Regions from separate parts of the Homo sapiens genome. Here all the other regions are linked to region 1. The links are chromatin contacts, found by Hi-C in ENCODE. All regions are on one chromosome and are shown on one strand. Each heading gives the region's core, a stretch centred on a gene start or an enhancer-like site at or near the end of the contact. The rest is flanking DNA. Distances are from core to core; before and after follow the strand shown.

What was found. A loop is a pair of places that touch in the nucleus more often than their neighbours do. Pooled maps may share reads with other maps.
Region 2: a map with no recorded cell type shows a loop between it and region 1 (4-fold over the local background). The contact joins the promoter of DUSP6 here to the enhancer-like site in region 1. A Hi-C loop is called at or near these places in 2 of 37 single-sample maps with no recorded cell type and 2 of 50 pooled maps.
Region 3: a map with no recorded cell type shows a loop between it and region 1 (7-fold over the local background). The contact joins two enhancer-like sites. A Hi-C loop is called at or near these places in 2 of 37 single-sample maps with no recorded cell type and 2 of 50 pooled maps.
Region 4: a loop to region 1 is called in a map of heart left ventricle, with 5 times the contacts of the local background. The contact joins two enhancer-like sites. A Hi-C loop is called at or near these places in 1 of 168 maps with a recorded cell type or tissue (heart left ventricle), 1 of 37 single-sample maps with no recorded cell type and 5 of 50 pooled maps.

What each region holds. Positions count from the first base shown.
Region 1 is chr12:90,512,881-90,518,814 of GRCh38, forward strand. No RefSeq gene overlaps it. Among named protein-coding and RNA genes, the nearest start is that of LINC02822, 78 kb to the right of the region's middle. Within about 2 kb of position 2,516, at least 2 of the 41 ENCODE cell types and tissues checked have a DNase peak (open chromatin) inside an H3K27ac peak, as active enhancers do.
Region 2 is chr12:89,349,484-89,355,402 of GRCh38, forward strand. DUSP6 (dual specificity phosphatase 6) reads right to left here and starts at 3,018. Exons shown (of 3, transcript NM_001946.4): 1 at 2,157-3,018; 2 at 1,105-1,542; 3 at 1-78. The coding sequence starts at 2,556. It overlaps POC1B-DUSP6 (POC1B-DUSP6 readthrough), which reads right to left. Exons shown (of 11, transcript NR_189589.1): 10 at 1,105-1,542; 11 at 1-78. RefSeq lists enhancers at 240-874, 1,510-2,144, 5,194-5,243 and a silencer at 3,964-4,273.
Region 3 is chr12:89,330,845-89,337,014 of GRCh38, forward strand. No RefSeq gene overlaps it. Among named protein-coding and RNA genes, the nearest start is that of DUSP6, 19 kb to the right of the region's middle. Within about 2 kb of position 3,152, at least 5 of the 41 ENCODE cell types and tissues checked have a DNase peak (open chromatin) inside an H3K27ac peak, as active enhancers do.
Region 4 is chr12:89,468,079-89,474,207 of GRCh38, forward strand. POC1B-DUSP6 (POC1B-DUSP6 readthrough) reads right to left here. Exons shown (of 11, transcript NR_189589.1): 5 at 4,090-4,197; 6 at 3,536-3,651; 7 at 2,283-2,416. It overlaps POC1B (POC1 centriolar protein B), which reads right to left. Exons shown (of 12, transcript NM_172240.3): 5 at 4,090-4,197; 6 at 3,536-3,651; 7 at 2,283-2,416. Among named protein-coding and RNA genes, the nearest start is that of GALNT4, 54 kb to the right of the region's middle. RefSeq lists a silencer at 2,826-2,945. Within about 2 kb of position 1,438, at least 7 of the 41 ENCODE cell types and tissues checked have a DNase peak (open chromatin) inside an H3K27ac peak, as active enhancers do.

The DNA of each region.
Region 1 (5,934 bases), core at 1,266-3,765:
AACTTCATGCAAAGGAGCCTGGGAAATGCAGAATTTGTTCCAGATGGTCATTCATCCTGCTAAAATTCAAGGCTTCTATCACCATAGAAGAGGAGGAGGAAAAAATATTTTGAGGCAACTGGCAGTCTCTGCATATCTGCTATACCCACACTGACAACTTTGACTTTTCACTTCCCTTGTAATGAACTCACATCTAGCATACTCATATATAAGCTTTACTCTGGCCTGTCTACATATTGGACTCACACCTAATATACTCATGGTTGCAACTTGACTCCTGCATGCATCTATGATAGACTTTGACTCCATATCAGCAATATTATGTCTTATTCCTATGAAATTGGAACTGAGGGAAAATGTTTTTTCAGGGAGATTCGCGTTTCAGTAAAATCCAAATTTACTCTTCTTTTATAAGCAGAGTCACTGTGGACAAGTTATGCAGGTTGTGCACACAGACTATGGACAGTGGGGAACTAATATCTAAGTGGAAAGAGTATATTTTGATAATTAAAATGCTCAAAAAAGCCTATCTTTTACAACTTTTATTTTAATTCTCAAGTGAATGCCTTATTCTATTTCATACAGTTGCACTAAGTGTGCCTGTTGCATAGTTTTAGTTAGGTGTAATTACACAAATACATATTTTGAACTAGAATGATTTGCCAAAATATGGATCTGAGAACATTGATTCTTCAGAAATATTGAGAGGATCAGATAAGAAAATGTGTTTCGTAGTAAAAATGTAGGTCCAGTGATGTTAACACGTTTCTTTGCTATTGATGGGAGTTTCAAGAAGCTTTATTGTGCTAATTTGTGTTTGGAAATAAATGGATGAGATTCTTGTTTGCAGTGGTTGAGCAGGTATCCATTTTCTTGCAATGTATTTTATAGGACATTGTAGTATAACACTGATTTAATGCAGCGATTCTGAAACTTATCTAAAGAGAAAATATATTTCCCTCCTCACCACCATCTCTGAATTTATTTAATTCAGATTCTCCAGAATAAAGTTCTGGCAACCTGTGTTTTTAACTAGCTGCCTAGGCCACTCATAATTAGGCATTTTTTTTGAAACACCAATCTATACAAATGCTTTGTCCACTAGGAATCTACAACAAAATCACTTGAGGAGCTTTTTAAAATATACATTTATTCGATCCCCCTCGCATTTATGAATCAGAGGGAGGTATGGTCCCTCTATAGCCATTTCTTATGCTAACTCTCAATTAAGAACTATTGTTTCAGACCTAACTTTCTTATTCTTTGTATGTTACTATTTAGTTATACCTCAAGGTACTTCCATATGGAAGTTTTCTTTCTTGAGCCCATTTCTTATCATGTATCAAGCTCTCCCTGCCTTTTCTACTTCTCTCAAGGCAAAAAGAAATAGAACTCTTAGCAGTTCTTTATCTCAGGGCATAACTGATGGTAGAAAAAGGAAAGACTTTGAATTTTTGGAGCACAATCCAGCCAGCAGATAAAATATTTGCAAATAATGAAAAGCTGATTGCTTAAGTGTGAGACATTTTATAGCTCATATGCTTTCAAATGCATACAGTTGGCATGAACAGGGTGGCCGATTTTAAAAAAGAGTAACTGGATTAAGTAGATTCCCTTGTGTAAAATTCTGTCTGCTTGATCTGTTTTCCAGATGTTTCCGTGACAAATGTTTTCTTAATGTGAAGCCCAACCATAAAAAGCACCTGGCTAGTATACAGCTCTGCCAGACACAAATCATCCTTTTTTTTTTTTTTTAATACAAATACTTAAAGAGAGGAAGCCGAATTTATTTTAAACACAGCAGGGATCATCCTACTTCATCTTCATATGGAAATATGAAGTGACAAAATGTTTATTGAAACACCAATCTTAATATAAAGAGCTTCATCCATGTCTGCAAACAACACAATACTAGACTCTTTCTACAAGTCTGCAGAACAGTTTGGAAGCTATAATTGAAGCGTTTATTTTCAATTTTAATTTTTATGTACAGTCTCTGGCTAAGAACACAGGAGTAAGCGGCAATATAGTGTGGCAGTCAACAGCTGAGGTTTTTGAGCCAGACAATCTGGGTTCAAATCCTTCTCCACCACTTACCAGCTATATAGACTTGGGCAGTTCACTTAACCTTCTATTCTTTATTATCCTTATCTGTAAAATAGGAATTATAATAGTACTTACCTCAGAAGATTGTTCAAAAGATTAACAGTATTTATATAAATAAACACTTAAAATATTTTTTAGCCAATAGTAAATGCCCAATAATATTAGAGTTGATAAAGTGGATGTCTCTATTGGTTATTTTCGAGATTAAAAGAAAGAAAACTCCAGTGATTTTGAGACTGATATTTTGCTTTGTTAGGGGACTAAAATTTGGTTCACAGAGGCTTATTTGGATAAAAGCAGTAGCTAGTCATGGTAAATGATAAACTCCCATCCTCCTTAAATGTGCTACTTGATTCATAACTACTTACTCATTTCCTTAATTTACTGAGATATATTGGAGGGAAAAACAGCTACTATTTCTTATACAGTTTAGTTATGTAAGTCACCATAGAGATTAGGTGTTATAATGTCATTGGCCCAAGAAGGGAGAAAAATAAAAGGAGGAAACACATGGGGGAAACTAGAGGGTGAAAGAATAAAAGACACGAAGGAAGATCAATTAAAGAAGCAAGATAAAAATGTGCAGAGGTGTAGGTTGAGAAAGGGATATGCTATCAATTGAATATCCTTTGTGTCAGCTGTACAAGTGCCATGGATATTTCTCACAAAAATGTAATTGGAACTTTTCTTCCATTATCAGCTAGCAATTTAACAGGATATTTACTTTAAGAAGAAGGTCCCATATTTCAAATACTTTGCTCTTTTGCAACTCCAGATGAGCAAGTCATTCTAAAAGGCATTTAAGTAAACATTAATAGCTGGTGAAAGCTTTGTGGCATCTCAAAGATTTGGGCTAAAAGCTATCTTCCATCAAACAGGTCTCTTTGTTAGTTGCCATTCTTGTCAAATTAAAGGAAAGAGATGAGAAACATACATGGCTACACACTAAATTTCTCCCACCCACTTTTTCTTTTTCTTAAAGTCAACCTTTAGTTTCGTGGTGGTTATGAATTTATTGGTTTTACTTTCAATATGAAATAGACATGCATACTTCCTCTTAAAGCATTTTCTTCAAAAGAAAAAACCTTTCTGTTCAAAGTTTAAAAGCAAAAAAAGACATATAAAGATTTTTACAAGTGATTATTAATGTTTTGAAGTTAAAATATTCACATCAGCCCTTGATGAAGTTTAAACCGCAGGCAGCCTCCTAATAATATTGTGAAAGTGAGAAAGCTTATTCATATTTAGTTGGTATCAAACTCAGGGTTTCTGTAATGCATACTCCTCCTATTTTATTTTAAATTTCCTCAAGAAATATTAAAAATAGCAGATCTCAGGATAGTATCCCAAATAAGGCAAAATCCTAACTATAGCCCAAATCAAGCTGGTCCAACCCATGGCCTGTGGACCACATGTGGCCCAGGACAGTTTTGAATGTGGCCCAACCCAAATTCATAAACTTTCTTAAAACATTATGAAATTTTTTTGCAATTTTAAAAAACTCATCAGCTATTTTATGTGTGGCCCAAGACAATTATTCTTCTTCCAATGTGGCCCAGGGAAGCAAAAAGATTGGACACCCCTGCCCCAGAAGTATCCACTTTTCCATGGCACAGTCTCTGACTCTATCAAGATGCCTGGACATTCTGGAGAAAGGCATTCCAGCAGAGTTACAATGATTGACAATATAGTACAATTTCCATCAACACCCACATTGTACTTACTCATAGCAAAAACCTGGAAATAGTGAAACCTTTGAGAAGGAAGGAATTAAAATGGTTTGTGATGCTGCAACATTTACTTAGTCTAGATGTACTTTTCCCGTTTTCACCCAGTTGTTGATTACTTCAACTTTCCTAAATGATACAAATTTCTAAATCAAGGGAGGTTTTCTATCTTAAACTTGTTCATGTTCTTTTCTTTTATTTTCATCATTTGTGATTATTAATGGTATTGGTCATTTTATTAATAGATGATTTCAACAAATACATGATGTGCTTCCATGTGAACATTCCCCAGCAAACTCATGGTCATTAAAATAAACTGGCATCCTATTTTATTAATTTGGTCAGTTTGGGAATCTATGTATCAAGTTTTTGTGAAATAAGCTGAAAAAGGCATATTTCAAAATCCTATCCTTATCTTACTCTATACAGAGTATAATCCAAGGTTGTCTTCCTGACCATTTTGAGGAGCCTCCTAGGGAATAACAAAGTACCCTCCTCAAGAGACATGAATTTAGAGTTTTAGGTCCTATCATGTTGCTAGTAACAGCCAGAACCCCTCCTCCTCACAGTTAATAGAGATAAAGATTCTATAAAGCTGAAAAAGGGGCATGGAATAAAGGTCCTTTGTTATTACCATAATTATTATTAAAATTAAATATGTTATTTAAATATCGTGCCATATACTTGACTCCCTTTAGCTCCAATCCATGGATTCACTGGTACTTATGCTGCATGTAGTTAGCCCTTTTCTCCTGGGGTTGTAGTTTGTTTTCTTCACCTTCTCCTCTATGAAATTCTATTTCTTGAGGTATTCCATCTATCTGTCATAGCACCCATTGACTTTTGCCTGAGCTTCCTGTACCCACACGGGGTCGTCACTCTTCTCTCGTTTTGGATAAAACATCTCAGTGCATAGTGTAGTTTCTGGCTTCTTAGCCACAGAGGGGCAGAATGATGCAACCCAAAAGTTTAGGGCTTGTATCTTGACCAATGAGAAATGCAAGATCAGAGTTGGGAAGATCAATTTTTCTTCCTTACTTTATTTGGTGGACTAGTCTGAATGGCAGTACTTCTTTGCCTTCTGGAGAAGCTCCAGAAGCTGACAAGCCTGCTGAGAGATCTTTTCTGCCTATTCCCAGTTTGTCACAAAGCCACAGCTGGCATGGTGACATATCACATTGCTTTGCTTCGAATATTCCGTTTCACTTGTTTTTTCTTTCCTTACTTTCACCTGTCTGGGCTGGTACCTCCCAAATGTATTATCAACTTCATCTTTGTCTCTGCTTTCTAAAGGGGCCTATTAAGACACTCCTTTTAAGTCCAATTAAGACATTTCCTTTAGAAAAAAATTTTCTAAAGGAAATTTTTAATTCATTGCAGATAAGCTTAGCATTGGAATTATTAGTTTTCATTTAACTTGGGAGCTGCCACAACATTCAGTACTCAAGAGTCTGCTCATATCAACAGCAAGTACCCTATTCTCTTTCACATCTAACCTCTACATGGCCTCCCTTCAATATAACCTATTACCATTACATCTTTCTTCATCATTTGAATAATAGGCCCAGGTATAATTTTCCTGAGTGTGGCATCTCTTCTTGTGAGTGTAACAGAGTAAGAGCTCCTCATTGCAGACAAAGTTCCTTCTTCAGTAGCTTCATTTCCTGTCCTCTGACACACTTGAACCAGAGCCTAAGAGTTGTTTCTAGTCACTTTGCAGTTCAGCTCCTAAACAATCATTTGTTGGGTACAAATCATTTATTTCTGGATCATCAACATATTTTTTTCTAGCATTCAATGGGACATCTTTCACAAGATCTCTGGTTTGCACACATTGCTTTGAAGATCAATTTATTAAGAAATAAACTGTTGAAGATACAACAAACACATCTTTATTTAAAGATAAAAGGAGTAGTTGACAGAAAAATTTACAGACCTACTCTTAGTATGAAATACACGATACTTATTCAGTTTAGCAACAACATTATCATAATCAATACTTAACAAAAGTCCTACAGAAGTTAGTGATTCAGGTTGTCTGGAATGATGGGCTATTGTTTTCTAAAACCAATATCATCCTTTTAAAAGATTGCTAAAATTC
Region 2 (5,919 bases), core at 1,768-4,267, 1.2 Mb before region 1:
CCACAGTCACAGTGACTGAGCGGCTAATGCCAGCCAAGCAATGTACCAAGACACCACAGTTCTTGCCCCGGGCTTCATCTGTGAACACAAAAAGAAAAGCAAGATCTCAGCAGACTGAAAACCACCCTTTGTGAATGATCAGTCTAAAAACTGAACTTGAAAACATAATAATAATAATAGTTGTGTGTGGCAGTTGAGCCCTACAAGCAGCAGAAAATGTATCACTGAAATGAAACATGTACACTGGACACAATTACATATTTCAGATATTTTCTGAAAAGAGAGCTTTTGTATTAAGTTTCTGCCAACAAAAAACTCCTTAATGGGTGCATTCTTTGCCTCGGCATGTGAATACCAGAAACCCTGCAATATGTTCGTGAATGCCTTTTACACAGACAACCAGACTGCAAGGGTCTATTAAATTATGCTCCAAATGTTGTGCAGCTAACAATGGAGGTATTCAGGCATTTTAAAAGAGAGAGGGAAGTCACAGGGGACGGCCCATTAGGAGGAACAGGATGTCGACACGGCCTGAAAATGAGTTCCTTTGTAATAGGAAATGCATTACAATGCCTGGAGATTCACTTCTCCCAGGCTTCCAGCCCACAGTTCTTCCTGCTGGGCTCAGGTTACCCACTGTCTCACTGTTACCAGTATCACCGCATCATTCAACTGGATAACATTCAGCATTCATACTGCTTTCCAACAACTAACTTGATGTCCTAAAATAACTCCTAGATGTTTTTAAATTATAAAGCAATGCTGGAATTCCTGTCTATAGTGAGTACTTCTATCTGACCCTTCCCCTGAGTCCAAAGACTGGGGGGAAAAATCTGTTGTCCGATTATGAACGACTGTCAATGACTGAATTCAAAGATTCAAGAAACAGCGTTTCAAATACACCTGTGATCTGCAGCCATGTCAAAAGGCAGGTTTTCTTCCTTTAGCAAGAAGATAAACCAGAATTAAGGACGCTCTAGGAACATTAGAGACCTGCAGTCAGACAAATTAGCAAGCAGCAAGAACGATTAACAGCTTAAACTCTATGAATGGCTAGGAATTTTGCATTTAAATGTCAGAGCGACGACTATTAATTAGTCTCACCTATGAAAGAAATGGCCTCAGGGAAAAACTGGGACAGGTTTTGGCTCCAGTGATCCGAGATGGGGATTTGCTTGTATTTAAACTCTCCTGCGTTCTCAAAGAGATTCGGCAAATTGGGGGTGACGTTCAAGATGTACTTGATGCCGAATTCCTCCAACACGTCCAAGTTGGTGGAGTCTTTGGCACAGCCCAAGTAGAGGAAGGGCAAGATCTCCACTGGGAAGGAAGGCTGGCTGTTGGACAGCGGACTACCATCCGAGTCTGTTGCACTATTGGGGTCTCGGTCAAGGTCAGACTCGATGTCCGAGGAAGAGTCAGAGCTGATCCGCAGGCCCCCGAGCCCCAGCACTGGCAACGGCGGCGAGCTGCTGCTACACGAGCCGTCTAGATTGGTCTCGCAATGCAGGGAGAACTCGGCTTGGAACTTACTGAAGCCACCTGCCAGAACGAGAAAAGCAATCATCTAACCTGAGAAGCCGTAGTAGTTTTCACAGCTTGTAAGAACCGCAGCCCGGCGCAAGAAACACCACAAGCATCCTACGAACCCCCTACATACAGAACCATCTATAAGAGAAACACACTTTAAATGTGCACCATCGGGAATGGAACGAACGGGCCCGCCTCGCCAGGGAACCCTTATTCGCTTGAATCCGGAAATAGACAAAATGGCAACTTTTTGGAATATTTTGAGAGCTAAGATGTGCCAATTTGCATCCCCAACAATCTCTCCCGTCCTGCAAATCTTAATTCAAAATCGAACGATAGAAAACAGGGTGATGGTGGAGGATGTTCTGGCTAAGAAGGCGCAGAACCCGTTAGAAAGAAACCGCCGGTACCCGCAGCCGGAAGCGAGTGGATTCTGAGCCGGCCCGGTTCTCTGGTGCGGAACGCGCGGTTCGCGGCCCCTACCTCGCCGGCTGCCGGTCCCTAGGCGGGCAGCGCGGCTCCGAAGCTCCAGCTGAGCGGAGCAGAGGTATTTTCAATCCACGCGCCCCGCCCGCAGCCCTGCGCCCCTAGCCCTGCCCCGCGCGCGGAGTTCCCTGGGCGCGTACCTTCCAGGTAGAACGCCCGGCAGCCCTCGTCCTTGAGCTTCTTGAGCAGCAGCCCGAGCACCGACTCGCCGCCCGTATTCTCGTTCCAGTCGCTGCTGCTCTCGTCGTAGAGCACCACTGTGTCGGTGCCACAGCGCCGGGTGAAGCGGTCCCGGTCCTCGCCGCGCGTGAAGAGCGCGCGCACCGGCAGGTTACCCTTCTGCAGGCGCCGCAGCATGATGCCCGGGATGGCCACGTTGATGGCCGACTCGATGTGCGACGACTCGTATAGCTCCTGCGGCCGGCAGTCCATCAGCAGCAGCCGCTCGTTGCCCAGCTCCAGCTGCTCGTTGAGCCACGCCACCGTCTTGCTGATCGCCATTTCCGACGCGAAGGGCACGGGTCTGAGCGTATCTATCATGGGGGTCGAGCTGCGGGAGAGGGCGGGGTGCCTACCAGACGCCCCTCGGGGCAGGCATAGGCCGAGCGCACCGCGCGCGAAGCTGCCGCTCTCGGAGCGGGGTTTAATTCCGCCTCGCCTTACCCAAGCCGAGGCTAGCGGTTGGGGCAGACGAGACAGAAGTAAAGCCGGAGGTTCTCTCTGCACCCAGCTGCAGCCGCTGGCTCTTAGTGTCAATGAATCTCTCTCAATGAAGCTGCCCAGATAGTTTTTGTTCCTCCCCAGTGAATGAAATCCAATTAATTCGGACTCCGTGCTACTGAGAGGGGAGGAAAAAAAGTCTAGCGGCTTCTAATCCCTCCCTCCAAGGCTGCACCTCAAATCTACCCGGGCGTCTTTCTCCCCGGATTATTTAAGACTCGATTTGCTATCTCTTGGACTCAGCCTCGCACACCCCCTGCGCGAGGCAGCTCCTCAATGGATACAAACAGCGAGCGTCTCAATGGATACATTCTCCGGGCCAGCCAATGAGCGTGCTGCGGAAGGGGCTGTTGCCGTGGGGACGGGCCGGCTGGAACAGGTTGTGTTGATGAATTGTTAATGAGTTTGTCATTCACAAAAACGGAAAGGAATTTCCGCTCCGGATAAGCCCCAGTGCAAACAAGCTGCAACAGCGGGCTCGGCGGGAGGAAGGAGAAAGAAGGGGAGGCGGCAGCGGAGGAGGAGCAGGGCACATAAACCAGGGCACTTCAGTTGTCTCATGTTTCCTTCTGTTGAGAGTTCACACTTCGCGTCGGAACTTTTGCGCACCAATGGCGCAATTAGCATGCACAAAAGCCCTTGTTCGCGACGCTTGCGTTCGCGAGCTAGCTTTAGGAAAACTTGTGCTGACTTTTCGTTCTTTGTATTCCCTTCAAACTCATTTGGACCCAAGTTCGCCTTAACCCTCCCCTCCCCCAACCCCCCTTCTTTAGGCGGTGTGTGGCATTTGTTTGCCACTTTTAAAGGCCCAGCTCTGTTTGCTCTGATGTTCTTTTAGCCGAGGCTGTGTTGGGGCTGGTGAACTGACTGGGCTTTAGTGACCGATGAGGTGTTAAATGCTAATCCAACATATTTCGAAACAAACCAGGATTTTGTTGAAACATTTTAAAGCAAACAAACAAACGTCTGGTTGTGCAGAAAATCAGAAGAAAACCTTTTTTCTTAAAATAACATTTTATTTTCATTAAAACAATGTAGAGTGCAGAAACAAACTCTTAGGTCAGTCCAGTGCTTTTACTGTATTCCGCTCCGGCGGCGTGGGGAGTTACAAGCCATTGTTCGGGGGAATCTATATCTCTCCCCCCGCCCCACCACCACCATCGCCTGCTGGGAGGTCGCGCTGGTTAATGATTTCTGGGCAAGGAGCTCGGCTTCTGACGGGGGAGCCGGTCTGGCGGGGCTGCCTGAGCGAGGTGTGCTGGGACGCGCCGGGCCGGGCCAGCAGTCCCCGCCATGGGCGAGGCGTGAGGAAGTCCTCCCGCAAGACCTGCAGGCTGCGGGGGCTCGGCAGGGGGGCTCGACGATTGGTTACAGTTGGCAGGGAGGCATGTCAGAGGGGGCCTCCCCAGCCCTCTCCTGCCGCCGCCTCCTCCCTTTGTCCAGCGCCGGGCACTCCGGGGAGCACCAGCCGCGCCTGCGCGCTGCGCTCCCTGCCACCGCCCCGCCGTCCCCGTCTCCCCGCTTGGGCACGGGGCTGTGCGCGACGCAGTGGACGGGTGCGGGGCTCAGCGAGGGACTCCCGGGTCCATAGAGATCTGGGGAGGGTGGGGGGAGCAAGGACGAGTGCCTGCCGGGACCCCCCTGGCTCCTCGCTCCCAAGGAGTCGAGGGGAACGTCTCTACCGCGCTGCAAAGCCAGCAGGTAACTTTGGGGAGGTGCGGGCCAGGCCAGCGAGCAGCACTCGGCCCAGGCGCCGCGGGGCGGACGGATTGGAAGCCGGATGGAGGCGTGGCCGGGTGGGGGCCGCGGCGGCGGGGAGGCGCGTTCCCGGCGCGCAGAGCTCTATTGTTATATAAAAGTGCCGAAGCCTGCCCCTCCCGAGCGGAAAACCACCTGTGTGCGGCCGGCGCGGCGCGAGAGGGATGCAGCCGGAAGGCGCGGGCCCTAATCCGGCCTTCCCTCCCTAAACCCCGGCGGAAAAGAGGCCGCGCTTTGTCCCACCGCTGCCTGAGAGGCGGAAGCGGGGGCAGCCGTCCGGCGGGGTGCGGCTTTGGGGAGTGTCCCTTGCTGCGCTTTGCGCCTACCGTGAACACCGCGAGGGCGCCTAAGGTCGCGGGGTCTCCCTTCGCCCGACGCCCCGCACCCACGGGCATGCCTGCTAACACCCCCGCTGCAATTTGCATTTTTAGTCACCCGCCTCTTCCCTGGTTTGGGAAATGTAGGCTAAAAAAAGGCGGCTGCGAGGCCTAGGTTGCCAATTTTGGAGCTCTGCTTCAGGCAGGCCGCCCCTGGAGGAGCGTGTTCGACAAAGGTGGGGATTGCCGAGCTCCTCTCCGCACCATTTTTGGGCAGTCCTTGGAACAAAACTCGTATATTTCACTGGGTATCTTCTAGTTTCAGCCGGGGGAGGCCTGCGCTGGAGTTGACTCCCCCTGTCCTCCACGATCTGTCACAGAAGTTCCCACCCCGAGACGTTTCAGTCATTGGGACCTGGGGACAGGGAGGGAAGAGGCAGGATGCCCTTCAGCGGAACTGAGAAGAGCAAACCTGTTGGAGGTTCAGCACAGGACCTCCAACAGAAGAGAAAGGGAGGGAAGTTGGGTTTCTACTTTGCCTGTTTTAATACGCAGCTACTTGAGTATGACTATAGATTCGGGAGGATACATCGAAACTGTAGTTTTACCCATGCTTCTGAACTTTATCGCCAAGGGAATGCCAGTGTTTCCTGGCGCATTGATTAAAGTGGCGTTCTGACTGCTCAGTACTAGAAATGCTGCGAAAAGGGCTTCTGGAGTGGGACGGCCCTCGTTTGCATTATGTCCCCCGCTTCTTCCTAGGTAAGCGCCCTTAGTTAAATCATTTAGCCGTTCTAAGTTGCAGTCTTCCACGTCGGCATAACGAAGATAAAACTATCTGCTTCATAGGGTCCCTGTGACGACAAAATGGGTACGGTGAAACGTCCTAAAGTGGTGGTGGGGTGCTATTAGCCGTTGGAATTAATTTTTCATTCTGAATTGAGGACCTGTAAAAAGGCCTCGGCTTGGGGACACGGTTTGGGCATCCCACAGATGCCCCTTGAGGCTCGCTTGACAGCCCGCCTGGACTCGCTCATCTGCAGCAAAGCCCTCTGAGATACTACCCTAACCGATTTAATCCGTTCCAATTCAGCTGTCAAGTAAAGGG
Region 3 (6,170 bases), core at 1,902-4,401, 1.2 Mb before region 1:
TTTAGAAGTATTGAAATTACACAGAGTTTGCTCATAGCCACCATGAAGGTAGATTGGAAATCAATAATTAAATGTCTAGAAAAGTTCTAAATGTTTAGAAATCAAATAGTACAATTCTCAATAATCCAAAGGACCAAGAAGAAGTTACAAGGAAAATTAGAAAATATTTTTAGCTGAATAATAATGAAACTATAACATCAAACTTTGTGGATGCAGCTAAAGCAGTGATTAAAGGGAAATTTATAGCTTTGAATGCTTATCTTAAAAAAAAAAAAAGAAAAGAAAGAAAGGTCTAAAATTAAGTATGTGAGCTTCCCACATTACAAGCTAGAAAAAGAGCAAAGTAAATCCAAAGTAGAAGGAAGGAAATGTTCAAATAAGAGCAGAAACCAAAGAAATGATAAGAAAACAAACAAACAAACAAAATTAGCATAAGAAAAGGGTTCAGAAGAGCTTTAAGATCTCTTTCTCCAAAAAGTTCTGTAATTCTAAGTGCATTTAGCATATCAGATTCCTAAAGACTTTCTTCCTATCTCTGGGTGAGAAACAAATGTTTATTTAGCAAACATTTGTTTATTTGCTTGTTTCTTTTAGGCAAAACCCTAAAAGAAATGATATAAGACATATACCATTCGTACCCCAGAAAATAAGCAAGTACAGTAGGCCATCCATATTCTGAAATTTCTCATCCATAGATTCAACCAATCTTGAATCAAATATATTCAGTAAAAAAAGATTAAAAATAGCCAGGCGCAGTAGCTCATGCCTCTAATCCCAGCACTTTGGGAGGCCAAGGTGGATGGAACAATTGGGCCCAGGAGTTCCAGACCAGCCTGGGCAGCATGGCAAAATCTTGTCTCTACAAAAAATACAAAAATTAGCCTGGTGTGGTTGCATGTGTCTGGAGTCCCAGCTACTCAGTAGGGTGAGATGGGAGGATCGCCTGAGCCTAGGGGGGTGGAGGCTGTCTTAAAAAGAAAAAGAAAGAAAGAAAAGAGAAAAAGAAAGATTAAAAATACACCATAACAACTATTTATATAGCATTTACATTGTATTAGGTATAATTAGTAATCTAGAGATAATTTAAAGTATACGGGCGGATGTGGATAGGTTATATGCAAATACTACTCCATTTTATATAAGGGACTTGAGCATCTCCAATTTTTGAGGGAACTATCTGAGGGGAGTCCTGGAACCAATCCCCGAAGTATACTGAGGGATGATTGTATACATTACCTATCTAATGATATGCAGTGACTTATTAAGAGTCTAGAAGCCGGGCATGGTGGCTCACGCCTGTAATCCCAGCCCTTTGGAGGCCGAGGCGAGAGTATTGCTTGAGCCCTGGAGCTTGAGACCAGCCTGGACAACATTGTGAGACACTGCTTCCACAATAAATACAAAAGTTAGCCAGTCATGGTGGCACGTACTTGTGGTCCCAGCTACTCAGGAGGCTGAGGTGGGAGGATCACTGGAACCTGGGAGGTCAAGGCTGCAATGAGCTGAGATCACCCCACTGCACTCCAACCTGGGCGACAGAGTGAGACCCTGCCCCCTCCCCCTACAAAAAAAAAAGAAAGAAAAAGAGTCTACCAAGTACAGGGCACTGAGCTTTCCATATGCATTTCATTAATATGCACAGTGCTTCTATTTGTTCATGCATTCTACAGATAATTATTGTAGTGCCAGGCACCATCCTAGGTGATAGGTCAACGTTAGTATTTATGAGCTAGGTATTACTGCTCCTATTTTATAGTTGAGAAAACTGAGTTTCAGAGAAGAAAAGTAACTAGCTCAGCATCACAGGGTATTGTTAAGCAAAAATGTCCAACCTATCTGAAAGCCTAGTTTTTAACAACTATGCTACATGAAAAGACACTAAGCCACAAAGATGAAGGCACAGAGTTGAGCCAACATCTATAATAGAATATGAGAAACTATACAATGGCAACAAAGACAAATTGCCTTGGGACCATGTTAAATCAACTCCTAATCTTTTCAAAGAATTCAGAAAGCTTCTGAGAAGAGGTGACTTTTGAGCTAAGACTTGAAGAAAAATTTGTCAAGAACGGTAGTAAACACATCATCACATTTAAAGTGTACAATAACCCTGAAAAAAATAGCATTATGGTTCTTTCACAGAAGAGAAAACTGAGGTCAAGAGAGATGAGGGGCTTGCTCAGAATCAGTCAGTTACTATGGTATATGCCAATGTCCATGCCAAGCATTTCACAGCCATTGGTCTCCTGACAATCCTGACGTTTAGGCAGCACCACCACTAACATTGTTGCCACTTGGTCTTGCCTAGGTCTTGGCAATAGCTTGTGCTTTAGTGGTGAAGCTGAAATATACACCCAATTCAGCCTTACTCCCAGACCCAAAAAGTAGGTTCTGTGAAAGTTTTCTTGCGTATGAATCCAAGTCCTGGGTTCTAAAGGGAAGAGTGACCTTAGGAAAGAAAGAGATAAAATTAATTTATTTAGGCACATGTCAAGAAATTCGCTCAGTCTGACCAGGCACAGTGGCTCACACCTGTAATCCCAACACTTGGGAGGCTGAGGCAGACGAATCACTGGAGCTCAGGAGCTCAAGACCAGCCTGGGCAACACGGCGAAACCCCATTTCAACAAAAAATACAGCCAGGCGTGGTGGCATGCACCTGTTGTCCTGACTACTTAGGGGGCTCAGGAAGGAAGATCAGTTGAGCCTGGGAAGTCAAGGCTGCAGTGAGCCATGTTCACGCCACTGCCCTCCAAGCTAGGTGACATATGGAGACCTTGAAAAAAAAAAAGAAAAGAAAAGAAAAGAAAGAAAGAAAGTGAGAAAGAGAGAGGAAGGAAGGCAGGAAGGAAGGCAGGAAGGAAGGAAGGAAGGAAGGCAGGAAGGAAGGCAGGAAGGAAGGAAGGAATTCCTTCTTCCCACCAAAACAAATCTCCAGTGCACCTAAAATAAAAAAAAAAAAACAACCTAAAAATGCTGATTATCACTTCAAATTAAGGAATAGGCTTCAAAACATTTTTTTAAAACCTCACTTCTCCCCACCCGTCCCTACAGGTTGATTTACGCACACTTCTTAAGCCAAGTCAAAGAACTGGCTTAACTCTAGTTTCCCTTAGAAAGCATGACTCCAGGCTGCCTGAGCTTCCTCTGTCCTTTTGTGACCTCCTGATGACCTGGGAGTTCCACCCACTTTTTAGGGCCTCTCGGAGCCTTGAATCTACACATCAGTGGGATTTAGTTTCCCTTTTGCTTTAATGACTCCTCAGAACCTTACTCATGTAGCAATCTCACCCACTTCCTTTCTTGTTTCTCTGGTCCTTATGGGCTATAGCCCACCTCTCCTTCCCATGCAGGCAGGTTCTCAGGGACAATGGTGATTTATTTATTTACAGTTCTCCTTATATTTTGTTTGGTTAGCTTTTATTTATTTCTTTTTCTCAGGTGGGGGAAAAAGCTAGGTTATGTCTTTGGGTGTCAGCTAGTAATCTTTCACTTTTCTTCCCATGTAACCACCCCCACCCGTTTTTTTTGTTTTGTTTTGTTTTTTGTTTTTTTTGTATAATTATAGGTTTCACCTCATCAGACAGTTAGACTTTAAATTGGTCTATCTTTAGGCTGAAGAAATCATCTTGAAAATTCAGAATCAATACAAGAATCATGGTACTAGATTAGTATCACTAAGACTCAACATCTAAAAATGAAATATTTAAAAATATATACATGTTTTGAAAAGAAAGAAGAGGAACAGAAGAATTGGAAAATGTTTGACTCAACTAGCTCATGCATGTACCTTTCCTATCTGTCCTCCAAGGAGTGAGGGAAAGACTTTGTTAAGAATAACCACCATCAGCAAAACCCCACAATTCTGAAGCTCAACCACACAAAATGCAAAGGGATATTTGGCATAGAGGAAGTGAACTTCACAGAAATTGCATGTGGCCGTGCAAAGAATTCTGCAAATTTAACATATCACAAAGAATGTACTGAACAAATTTTGTTATGAGTTTTCAAAAGCCTCTCACATCTCTCAATGGTCTCCAAAGTAAACACATCTCCCACACTGTAGCATCCATTACTATAGTTTTGAGTTTCTGCTCTGAAATGATGCAATCTTCTACTCAGGACGGCTTCGTAAATATCTTTCCCAAATGATGGAGAAACAGAATTCAACTTCACTTCTTTCATTCCTCAAAGAACATGTCATGCAGGGCTGCACGTTAGTGGCCATCAACCAGGAAATATTTCGTAAACAGAATTTGTACTCCATTTATTCTGAGTTTACTTTTAGAAGCCACTTATCTCTTTTAGAAGAACTTCCCTTGCCAATCACCTTTTGGAAAAGGCCTGGAAGAGACACTCCCTGAGGACGTGCAGAATCCTAGGTCAACAGCATATACAGTGGAAATAAATAACTAAAGTATCTACATCTTAGGATGGTCCCTTTCCTTCCTAAGACAATCAGTCTTTTCAGAGCAATTGAAACACATATGCAGGTGTACACACATGGACGTGGGTGTACACACACACACACACACACACACATTGCAATATCTCCTCTAGTACATTCTTTGATATGTGACCATTACTTCTTCTCTAATAATTGTGATTAAAACTCCCAAAACAAGGAATGTCTTTGGAGATGGAAAGGCCACTAAAATTCATATTGTTCAATGCTCTCATTTTGCAAATGATGATGCTGAGATCCAGTATGTTAAATTTATCCCAAAGAATTTATATGCTCCTAGAATTTTCAGATAAGATTAGAGTTTCTCCTTTTGAGACCTCTTAGCGGAAAGATCAAAGGCTCTGAGGTCAGCCCAGCCCGGTTTCAAATCTCAGCGCTACTGTTTACCACTTGGAGATCCTAGATAATTAATCACTCTAAGCCTCCATTTTCCCATCTACAAAATGGAGATAATAAGAGCTGAAAGAATCCAGAATATAACACTGTGAAGAGTTTTCTTCTAAACATTCGTTATCTGCTTAAAAGCAGAGCCTCCTAAAAGAATTCAACTGTTAAAACTCCCCTCCCAGGAGTTTTGTAACCAGGAAAGATTGAAATCACCTAAACAGGCATTGTCACAAAATGATAGTATCTCCCATCTATTCTCCTACAGGCCTATTTATCTTTCCTACAAGTCATTTGTTTTCCTATAAGTAATCTTCTCCCTCTCTCCTCCTTCACCTATTCCTTCACCCTCTCCTTCACCCAATTCTAAGCACCTCCTTGAGTCATACTTTTTGGTAAATTCCCAAGTACTTATGTGAATAAAAATACATGTTTTCTCTTGCTAATCTATCTTTTGTGAGTTTAATTTTCAAGCCTCCAAAAGTTAAACCTAAGAGGATAGAGGAAAAAGTTTCCCTCCCCGACAGAGCTAACATGTATTAATTACTTACAACAATCAAGGCCCTGTTCTAATCATACTGAGTGTATTAATTCAGTTACTTCTGACCATGTCTTTTTTTTTTTATTTTTATTTTACAGATAAGGAAACTAAGGCACAGAGAGGTTAGCCAACTTGCTTAGCGTCAGACAGCTAGTAAGTGATGGAGCCAGAATTTGCACCTAGCCATCAAGCTCCAGAGCCCTTGTGCTTAACCACTGTGTGACAGTAACCTTACCTCGCAAGAGGGTACTAAAGATGAGATGAGATCATCTGCACACAGCTTCCAGCCTGGCACAAAGGAAGGGCTCCATAAATGTAGATGCCATTTTGACCATTAGAAAACCATCTGTCAATCTGCTGTTGATAAAACCAGGGTGTTTCCCATCTCTCATCAAGGGATTAGAGTAGCGCAAAGACTCTAACCTGTAAGCAATGTAACTAATTTGTGTTTTCATTAGCCACAGCTTAATGGCCGGTGTGGAGGGTATTGGAGTTCCAGAAAACAGACAAGGACAAGAGAGCCAAAGGATAAAAATCTATCAGAGGTATCCAGCATCATTCAATCGAACTTAACCTTCCAGTAACTTAAAAGATGTGGTTTTGTCTGTTTTGTTTGTTTTACCGCAGAGCAGGAATATTTCTCTTGACCTTTATATAACTTAGATGAAGTATGGCACAAACTCCTTTGATTTTGATTCCGGCCTCATCAGCAATGTTGTGATCGCAAATTCAACTCTATTCTCACCCTGGGAAGAGAGTAGTCTGTACCATGAGCAATAT
Region 4 (6,129 bases), core at 188-2,687, 1.0 Mb before region 1:
GAAGTCCATTTCCTGACCAATGGGCTTCACTGAGTTCCCCCTTCATGTAGGCAACCATAAACCACTAAAAGTTTAAAGAGCAGAACACAGATAGGAGGAGAGCTGTGAATGATTAAAATCAGTATCACAATTCTGAGAAAGATGAATTGGAGTAAGATGCTTGGTTGGAGGCCAGTTAGGAAGTTCCTGTAATTATCTAGGTGAGAGGTAATGAAAACCTGAAATTGAGCAGTTACTGCGGAGTTGGACAAGACTGTGCTTGGCACAGTCACAAGATGGATAGCCTCTAGGTCAATTTTTCAGTCCAGATAAGAGTAAGTATTTCTTATCTCAAAAATATTAATATATACCATATGTTTTTAATATGTCCTTAATCTGTACAAGAAAAGTTTTAGGGAAAAACATCTTGTATTTTCCCAAGTAGACTATCCCACAGATTTAGTTTATAATATTAATAGCTTCATAAACACCTTTACTTCCAGACTAAAATTCCATCTTCATGTAGTGTTTTCCTACTGAAAGACTGTGTTTATCTTTTTTCCCTATTATTTTGTACTTTTTTCATGGATATTTCAATCCTTGGCCACTTTTATTTGTTATGTTTATTCAGCCTAAATCCATGGATATGCATATATTTAAGCTGGTTAGTATTTATTTCTGCTTTACCCTAACACCACTGCAGAATAAATGATAACGCAAAGCAGGAAGCCAGGCAGAACCTGTGAAAAAGAAACTCTTCTCTTCTAGACCACAAGGCTCATTCTATTTCTAGATATAAACAGCTTATACTTGTTAAAAGGAAGTACCTCAAAAAAAAAAAGAGGATGCATTCTAAAAAATTCAGAGAAGTTTGAATATTGTCTGGAAGAAAAGACTAGTTTATATACTCAAAAAAATTTATCTAGGCTGGGCACAGTGGCTTACACTTGTAATCCCAGCACTTTGGGAGGCCAAGGCAGGCAGATTACCTGAGGTCAGGAGTTCAAAACAAGCCTGGCCAACATGGTGAAACCTTGTCTCTTCTAAACAAACAAACAAACAAAAAATTAGCTGGGCGTGGTGGTGCGCCTGTACAGAAGGCTGAGGTAGGAGAATCACTTGAACCCAGGAGGCAGAGGTTACAGTGAGCCGAGATTGTGCCACTGCACTCCAGCCTGGGTGACAGACTAAGAATCCATCTCAAAAATAAAGAAATAATAAATTTAAAAAATTGATCTATATGCCAGGGAGGGATCTTTGAACAGGCTCAATAAAAGGCACCCCTCTTACCTACTTGGTTCTAAACCAATTGAGAAATAAGACAAAGGAATACAGCACATAAGAATCGAAATATCACCTTTCTTTCTAATAAATGCTTGTAAAAAGAGAATGTGGCTTTTATGTGTAACACAAATAGGCTTTCTAGAACGGATGCCCAGAATGAGTCACAGGCAACACTAGACAAGGGCAGGTCTCCCCACAAGGAATATCAGAGAAAAACAGTGAAGAATGGCTACTCCCAAAGGCAGGAGAGTAGAAGGTGTTAGGCTGTGCTTACCCAATTTCTCCTAAACCCACCAACAAATTAGCAGAAGGAGTGAGGGAGAGGTGTGAGAGGCTGGGTGTCAGGGCTAAGCGGGACAGCCTCCACATGAAGGAAGGATCTGAAGTATGGAATCTACTTACCCATCACCATTTACCCAGTCAATCTATACAACATACTGATAAAGACAGCAGGAGAAGATTCATTTAATGGCCATTGAAAGATACACATTGATTTTGATAAGAATTACAACAAATAATATTTCTTTTTTTCTTCCATTTTTTTTTTTTGACAGTCTTGCTCTGTTGCCGGGCTGGAGTGCAGTGGTGCAATCTCAGCTCACTGCAGCCTCCCCCTCCTGGGTTCAAGTGATGCCCCTGCCTTAGCCTCCCAACCAAGTAGCTTGGATTACAGGCATGTGCCACCACACCTGGCTAATTTTTTGTATTTTAGTAGAAATGGGGTTTCATCATGTTGGCCAAGATGGTCTCGATCTCCTGACCTCAGGTGATCTGCCCGCCTCAGCCTCCCAAAGTGTTGGGATTACAGGCGTGAGCCACCACGCCCAGCCACAAATAATATTTCTAAGAGTTGCTTCCAGAGGATAAAAACAGCCTTGGAAGTAAAAAAATTTTATGATAGCAGCAATGTGTGCTATGTCTGGAAAAACAATAAAGGGACATAAAAATGGATCAGAAATTTAAAATATATATTATTTTATATTTTTATATATAAAAAGCAAGAATCTGAGTGTTAATACCGTATGTCCTTGAAGTGTATAGATGAGCCTTCCTTCTAAGAGGTCCAGAATCTTAAGGGTACCATCTGAAGAAGCTGTGATGAGATAGTTACCCGAAGGATGGAATGATATGCAATTAACTCCACCGCTGTGAACTGATTTGTAGAAAATAAAAGCAAAAAGTTCAGAGAACAATTCTTACTTTTGAAGATACCCCAGTGCCTTATTAGCAATAGGTTGTAAACAAGAGCACTGTTTCCACAACAACAAAACTCTATATGGCTCACTAAAACGAGTATTTTGGCATCACATAGCTCTAAGCTTCCAGTTAGAGAGCCAGAATAACTTTAAAAATGAGACTGTGTCACGGAAAGGTAATCTTATTGACCACATTACTATAAATTCTTTGGATATATTGCCAATAAAACTGACAGTTAATCATCACCAGCTCAGATAGGGTATATAACCTAGTCTCAAATTAAAGGTAATAACTAATTAGTGGCTTGGGATTAAAGGGAGAAAAGTGTGGAGACAGTTTGAAACGGGCACAGTCCTGCCATCATGCTTGAGACTTTGTCTCCAGACAGTATCCTTCCAACAGGAGGCAGTATAACACAATGATCAAAAGTTAATTTTTCTATGCACTGTGTAAGCAGGAAGACCTAAGTAGTTCTATTGATTCTTTGAGCAAGTTAATTACCCTATTTAAATCTCAATTTCCTTATCTTAAAAATGTGAGTAATAATGATACCTCCTAGGAATATTGTTTAGATTTGGCACAGTGTCTGCTACATAGTAAACACTGGAAAAGCTACTATGTTTAATAATCATTTCGATTTAATATAAATCCAATATAAACCAAGAAAATTCACTTCTCTTTTAGTTCAATATCAATACATAGGCATAGTAGGTAGTTGTTTTCTACCAGTTATAACACCTATTTGTGCTCACGTAACTCCCTGTGATTCAGAATTCAGTCATTTCTATCCTGACTTCTCACACAATGCTGATAACCAGAATTTGAAAATCTCATAGCAACTTCTTTTTTTTTCTTTAAACCAGCCCTCACATCATTTTTAAGGTCTCTTCACTTCCTGCTGTCCTTGAGCTTCTGAGACCCTGCTGTTGATGGGAGCTAATTATACTATTCTCTAGCCTGTTCCAAGGCAGCCCATGACCCCAAGTAAGACAGCCAAACCACACCAACAAGGAGAATCAGTCCTTCCAAAAGGAGTCCATTCGGTAACTGAATTTTTTGTTAGGAAAATTGTTACCTTGGTAATGCTGTAGTAATTTGTTCACTCTTACATCCCAGACTTTCACAGTTTGATCAGAACCTGCTGAAGCTATGCATGTACCACTAGGGTTAAAGTCCACAAAATTTGCAAATCTAGGAGGAAAGAATAAGATGACCTAATATTTCAATTTCTTTTTTTTTTTTTTTTGAGACGGAATCTCACTCTTGTCACCCAGGCTGGAGTGCAGTGGCGCAATGTCAGCTCACCGCAACCTCCGCCTCCTGGGTTCAAGTGATTCTTCCACCTCAGCCTCCCGAGTAGCTGGAATTACAGGCACATATCACCATGCCCAGGTAATTTTTGTATTTTTAGTGGAGACAGGGTTTCACTATGTTGGTCAGGCTGGTCTCAAACTCCTGACCTCAGGTGATCCGCCTGCCTCAGCCTCCCGAAGTGCTGGCATTACAGGCGTGAGCCACTGCACCCGGCCATATTTCAATTTCTTTACTCATTTATTTATTTAAATTGTTATAATCAAACGTCTCCTTAGAAAACTAACCCACATAAATGCACAAAGAAAGTGTACTTACCCAACGGAATCTGAGAAGTTATTAACACATTGCTTATTTGTGGTATCCCAAATTTTAATAGTTTTATCCTCACTACATGACACAATTAGTCTTCCATCGGGTGAAAATCTAGAAAGAAGAAGAAAGAAGATGTTTTATGTGAAAGGCTCTGGAGAGTCACCACCTCACCTCTACACCACAAATAAACCAGGCTGTAAATATTAAATACCAGAGACCACTGTTACCATCCCATGCAGTAAAGTCATATTCTGCAGCCAAGATCTTCATCATGACAAACAACACTGACAGACCATTAAAAGGTCAAAATATGCTATGTAGACTAACCAAGTTGCTTTTTTCCTTTTATTCTTTTATTAAAATAATTTTGGTTTTATTGCATCTGCTTTGGGGTTTTGATTCAATTCTGTACTCACTCTAAGCCAAGTGCCTTGTATTTTTAAAAGAACTCTCTTCTATTTCTGTCACTTGCCAGCATTATCCATATGATTCAAGAGAGAGCCTTTATTACTCATCCGACCAAGCTTGCAGTGAAACTTTTTGTAAGAAAAGGAATGGTGTGTTGAGAATTAAAATTAAGTGACATCACCAACAAAAGAACCTAACTGCCCATGCCTGTAACTTCCTGGACTTGGGGAGGCCAGAGAGCTCCAATGGACTGAAAATAGGACAATTCATTTATACAGAACAGAACAGAAGTTCCTTCATGGAGAAATCTATCATCCACACGCCCCATTAAAAAGCAAATGAGAAAAATCTCAGACATCTTGTCTGCTGTTTTATGCTGTCTATTCCTTTAATATCCTTCCCAAGGTTCTTTTTTTATTGTTTGGCCACAATGCCTTTTAAATATAAACAGAAAAGCAGAAGACCACAGAGAAAATAAAAACAAATTTTAGACTATTAGAAAACTATGAATAGTATTTTTATTATTAATATTTTCACAGTAACAAAAACCAAAAAAGACAGATTTGGGTCACAGACTATATTTCAATTTTATTTGTAGTTTCCCTCTATGCCCACAGTAAAGATTACTATGAGTCATCAATTAAGGGTGTGGAATATAATTGAAGATTTTTCTTTTTGTTCTCTCCCTACTCCCATTCTTAAGGCTGACCTAAAATTAATTCTTTGTGACAGAAACTTTGCATCTGGCGTTCACAGATTCACACAGAAAAAAGGCACAAAGAAGTTCCATGTGAAATAATATTTAAAAATCAAGAAGTCTGGGTGCAGTGGCTCATGCCCGTAATCCCAGCACTTTGGGAGGCTGAGGCAGGCGGATCACCTGAGGTCAGGAGTTCGAGACCAGCCTGGCCAACAGGGTGAAACCCTGCCTCCACTAAAATAGCCAGGCATAGTGGCAGGTGCCTGTAATCCCAGCTACTCAGGAGGCTGAGGCAGGAAAACCACCTGAACCCAGGAGGCAGAGGTTGCAGTAAGCTGCGATTGTGCCACTGCACTCCAGCTTGGGCGACAGAGCAAGACTCGCCTCAGAAAAGAAAAAAAAAAAAAAAAAAAAGTCAAGAAAATAACCTTTCAAGGAAAAATTTTCCATGCTGGGTAGTTTACCCTGATTTTACAGTAAGTAAAAATTTATTAATATTTTCTTTCAGAAAATGTGAGAAAGATTCAAATCTGAAGGGCAGTATTATAAAAAGGCTCCAAACAGAGGAAGCTTATTATATATAGAACCTGGGGAAAAAAACCTACTCAGTATCCCCACGGATAAACTTGGCATAATAATTATAAAAAACTGGCCAGGCGCGGTGGCTCATGCCTGTAATCCCAGCAGTTTGGGAGGCCGAGGCAGGCGGATCACCTGAGGTCAGGAGTTTGAGACCAGCCTGGACAACATGGTGAAACCCCATGTCTACTAAAAAATACAAAAATTAGTGGGGCATGGTGGCAGGTGCCTGTAATCCCAGCTACTTAGGAAGCTGAGGCAGGAGAATTGCTCGAACCCGGGAGGCAGAGGTTGCAGTGAGCCGAGATTGCACCACTGCACTCTAGCCTGGGTTACAGAGTAAGACTCTGTCTCAA